Regions from separate parts of the Mus musculus genome. Here region 2 is linked to region 1. A link is a loop called in an ENCODE intact Hi-C map of the cell type or tissue named here. Cell type or tissue: heart. All regions are shown on one strand.

What was found. Hi-C counts contacts between places; a loop is a spot of excess contacts. Peaks named below come from ENCODE experiments on the same cell type or tissue, not always from the same donor. Only the 100,000 strongest peaks of a DNase experiment are listed, where the experiment ranks them.
Region 2: a loop joins it to region 1, with 2.0 times the contacts of the local background. A loop is called at or near these places in 3 of 42 quality-filtered maps.

What each region holds. Positions count from the first base shown.
Region 1 is chr11:65,269,759-65,272,258 of GRCm38, forward strand. It overlaps Myocd (myocardin), which reads right to left and starts at 231. Exons shown (of 13, transcript NM_146386.3): 1 at 1-231. Gm30586 (a long non-coding RNA gene) reads left to right here and starts at 167. Exons shown (of 3, transcript XR_001780238.2): 1 at 167-505. In heart, CTCF peaks have their summits at 466 and 1,464; a DNase peak (open chromatin) is centred at 263; H3K4me3 peaks cover 1,779 bases; H3K27ac peaks cover 2,150 bases.
Region 2 is chr11:65,386,621-65,389,120 of GRCm38, forward strand. No RefSeq gene overlaps it. Among named protein-coding and RNA genes, the nearest start is that of Gm12295, 100 kb to the left of the region's middle. In heart, a CTCF peak has its summit at 1,322; no DNase peak of the experiment used is centred here; H3K27ac peaks cover 1,894 bases.

The sequences.
Region 1 (2,500 bases):
CTCCCGGGAGCCCAGAGGACAGCAGCTAACAACCCAGAATTCATCCAACTCTTGGGGAGCTCCCTTGGGTAGGAGGACGCACAGTGGCCGCCAGTGTCCCCAGAAAACTGGCGCCTCCCCCCTCGCCGCTCGCGAGGCTAATTAACTCCCAGCAGGCAGGACCCTCCTCCTCTGAGGGTGGCCGGGAACAGCCGCATCCTAGGCGTTCCTGGCTGATGTCATAGGCTGCCAGCGGTCGCGGAGTACCGCCACCACGCCTTTATGAAGGTCCCAAGTTTGCTATCTGATCCTCTTTACTACTGACAGGAGATCAGCCAATCAGGAGCGGTGAGCGGGGCCTGGGGACCAGACGCGGCCCCAGGAGTCTTAACAGCCGGCTCTTAACTCTTTGCAGAATAGTGCGCCAAGGCTGCTTGCCCAGGCGGGAGTCTCTGCACTGGCACCCCTAAATCGGATGCCCGAAGGCTGCAGGCGGCGCCCGGCGTGCAGGTGGCGCCTGGCGACGGTAGGAGTGTATCTGCTTGTCCTAGGTGTGCATGTCCCTGGTGTCCCCAGCTTACTGCAGGGCTCTGGAAGGTACATCTCCAGAACGCGCTGGAGCCTGGGCCAAGAAGCTGGGTTGGCTTGCAACTCCCGGGAGCACCCGCTTCCCCTCTGTATCCGAGCGGTGGTGCTTCAGGAGACCGATGCCTGGAGCAGCTACTGAGCGGCTGAAGAAGTGGCAGAAAGTCTTTCCCTGTGGTTGGATGTTCTCTTTGGATTCACAAAAAGTTTGTGTCTGGGGACTGAGCCCAGAGTGCGATTGGTGCAAAAGTTGAGCGTACTATTGAGCACTCAACAGGGTAGGATTCGGTGGCCTGGGCAAGCCAGATCGGAAAAGTGCAGAGGTTTTTCACGTCCCTTTCATAGTGGGAAAGGGACCCAAAGAGGCGCTGAGGATGCGCGTCTCTGGGGTGCCTGGGGTGACAGGGTCCCACGTGCATCATTAAGTACAACACATGTTCTAAGACAAAGATTTAGATAGTTGGAAAAAAAACATTGAACTGCATACATACAACACACAATTTGCCACTATTTGCAACTTTATATGCACGTGAGCTCCCAGATACAATTCTTTACATCTCCCCTTTTGTCTCAAAGCTGTGAATTCTTGAAGAGAATGACAATGACAGGTGGAGGCCTAATGTAACAATATCTGTTAGGGACTAATCTCTGCCCTGATCCGGGGTCTTCTGCCTCTATCAACTGTTGCTGAAGACACCCTAGGGTGCCCAGACCTTCCTTTTTCCCATTCTCTGGGTTGCACCAATGCACTTGAATCTTGGAATTCGTTTTCTGAGATAGGTAATGCTCCTCCTCACTAAATCAGAGAGGAGGTGGAGCCCTGCTACTCAACTTCCTCTTGTGAATAGGGTTGGGCAGTACGAGCCTACAACAGGCTGCCTCCTGTGGTAGCCTGGCAGTGGTTGTGCATTCCACAAGCAGTGCTGAACTGGGCTGTTCCTGTGGGAACAGATCACAGCCGCTTTAATGGCTTACATCAATCCCGATTCATTACCTTGCAGGTTTGAAGGCTGGGAGTCAGAAACTGGTCTCACTGAGTTAAAAAAAAAAAATCAAGGTGTTGGCAGAACTGTGTTCCCTTCTGGAAGCTCATGAAGAGACTCCATTTCCTTTCCCTTTCCAACTACTAGAGGCCACCCATGTTCCTTGGCTTCCAGCCTGTTCTTCCATCTCCCAAAACAGAAATTGTGGGTCAAGTTCTTATTACATCTTATCAGTCTAGCTCCTCCCTCCCCACCTTCTGCATCTCTCTCTGAGTTAACCTTACTTTAAGGAAAAACTCTGTCAGGCTAGCTGATGATGAATCCTTATTCCCACTTGCTATGCAATGTAACATAATTGCAGATGCCTGAACTTGGAAGTGAAGGGGAAGATGTTGTATTGTGTGTTACATAGAGAAGGTCTCTCTCGTCCCAGCTCATCAAAGAAGAGAAACACAACAGAGGAAGGACTGGGAGGGGTCAGGCCCGCATGTCTAGAACAGCCCTAAGCAGGGTTGAGATGCATGGGGCAGGGGCGACTCCAGAGAAAAGAGGTAGCAGGATAAGGGACATCACAAAATTATCCCATGGAGGAAACTCTGTGAAACATGAAAAAGAAAGAATAGAAGGAAAGACCCAAAGGAATGTTTACACTGAAGACAGCAAGGCTGAGGAGATGCCCACGGCAACTTAGTGGGGCTTTCTTTATTCAGTGGGAGTTGTGATAAAATCAGCTGAAGGATCCAACCAAGGGTCTTTCTGACCCAGAGGGACGGAGGGGGTTGGAGTGTGTGCTTGTGGACAGGACCACAGTCCCTCTTTTGCTGGCTTTCTTTTATTGTTATTTAGTGAGATTAGTGAGATGAGGTCTCCCTGCCCTAGGATTTTTTTTTTTTTTTTTTTTTTTTTTTTTTTTTTTTTTTTTTTTTTTTTTAGTTTTCATCTCAAAAGGAGTT
Region 2 (2,500 bases), 120 kb after region 1:
AGGAATCCTTGGCCTCTCCCCGCAGGGCCTGGGTGGCTGGGGAGCTCTTCAAAGGCTGCAGCAAATTTCCCCCCAGGATGGAAACCATAGCTATCAGAGTGGCTCCTCCGATGCATCTCTCCATCACCTTTTGATCCCGGGGATCCTGACACTTCGCCTGGAGTCCTGCCAGGGCCTCCGAGTCTGGCTGGAGGAATATTCCACACCTCCCCCTAGCCTTTGAATGACAACATTTTCATTAAAGTACTTTAATGCTCTCTTAAATTCCTCAGTTGTGGTTAGGACAGCAGACTATTTAGACAGAGTCCACAAACTGTTTGGACTGCGGGGGAGGTTTCGGGCCTTCATGTTTTCAGACTGGCTCAGAGCAGTTCAGTGGGCGGCGAGGTTAGTCCTGTCTCCAGGATGCTTCGGGAGCGGGCTTCTCTGACTCATCGGAATAACATCTCTAAAGCTAGGACCTGAAGAACCAAAGAAGACAGACACACACATGGACGATGTCAGGTCACACACATGGATGGTGCCAGGCTTCCAAATGAAAACGCTTCTTTGAATGTTTAGTTTACTTGCAGGGGAGCGGAATATATACGAAGCCGGGTGGGTGTGTGAGGACTACAGACAGGGCAGACAGGTCTGGGTGTTGGTTTGTTTTGTGTGCCTACTTAGTGGAGTTAAAAAGGTTTCGGGGATCCAACAACTATTGGGGCAATGTATTGTAGATCTTGGGTACTTGAAAGGTGAATTTAATACCAGTTTAAATTTAAAAAGCTGGATTCAGCCAGTGCTTGGAAATGTTATTGTTAAATTCAGCACTCCGAAGACCCCATGTTAAAACAATTCGAAGTATTTCTTTAGTAATGTCTTCATTTCGATTTCATATTGAAATAACAGTATTGTGCATGAACTAACTACACAACCAGTTATTAGGTTTTTAAAAAAATGTTTTAAAGGTCATTATTAGAAAATGTTGGATTGCATGTGAAGGTCACATATGCTTGTCTATTATGCTGCCCCGCTTAAGCCTTGCTGGTCGCTTTGAGGATCTGAGAGAATAGACACGGGGTAGAACATCATTCCAGAAGCCAGATGCCTGTGCAGTGGAGCAGAGCATTCAGTCCCCCTTAAGAAGCCTCAGCTTGCAATGCACTGTGCCACGAAGTAGTCTATGCCCATTAAACTTACACGAATTCATCTATGTTCTTCCAGCCTCATGAAGAGTCAGGAGAGGTAGCGGTTGTTCCCAAGAGCTCACTGACTTGATTAAGCCAAGCAAGTGCCACAGAACCGTCAGTGGCCGACAGAAAGCAGAGTGTGACCTCACTCGGTTGATTGGGACAATGCACTGGAGACGAGGCAACTTTGAATTTCAAGTGAACAGCAAATACTGTTTTATTACAGGCATGTTCTGTGTAATAGGAAGGTAGCCTGTAATTTTATTTGCCAGCTCTGACATCCTGAGAGGAAAGGGCTAAAGGACATCAAAGATAGAAAGACCTTCTCCTGGAAAAACTCACCATGGCCAAAAAAGCCTGACTATAGTTGATGATAGTGACAAATTTGCCAGGACTGCTAGAGCCATCTTTCTTTGGTACATGGTGCCTTTCTCAGGCCAGGCCTCCCGTTGTGGGCAATATCTGATTTCTGTCTCGTGTCTGTGTGGTTTAGAGATCAAAGAGAGCCAATAGAATAGTTCAGCTGGTACCACTGTGTTCTGTCTTCTGGATGTCACTGGTTGTCCTGGATCAGAACTATTGTTTTACTGTAAGAGTCTACTTCTTCTAATAGCCAGACTGTGCGGTCAGGCTGATCAATCCCGCAGATAAACTGTCCCAGAGCCTTTCCTGACATAAGGGACAAAGGGTTCACAAATTCTTGCAGGGCCAGCAGGCATGGCCACAGCCAAGGCATTCTCTGCAGGACACTGAGATCTAGAGCTCATAAGGATTCTTCATGTCCCCTTCCCAAGGAAGACAGGAAGGGCAGCTGTGTGCTCAAGGCAGAAAGTGGGGCAGTAACTGGAGTTGTGGGTTTGGGCAAGTCCCCAGAGAAAAGGCAGTTCCTCCTCCTTGCAGATCTGTGTGGAACTGATCATCATACCCCAGAATGCCCACATCGACCGCAGCTCAGGACTTCCTGGAACTTGGCAGTCTCTGCGTTCCACTGAGATGATTTCCACTGACACTTTCTTCTCTGCATCACTTGTAATGCTCGACCCAATGTCAAAGCTACAGAAATAGTTGTACACTGTATTTTCTAGGAAACGATAAGGACAAACGTCTTCAAGTGTTCAACACTGGCCATAGATCTTACTATCTATTATGCTTCCAGATGATGCCATTGATCAGAACTGATGGCTATAGAAGGCTTTGTTCCCAGAACCAAAATTTCATTGCTAGAAGGTATCGGCTCACAAAATTTCCCAGTCCTTTCTTGTCCCCAAGTCTGACTTTCCTCATCCCAACCCCCCCTTTTTTTGTGATTATCCCTGGCTGCTTAACTT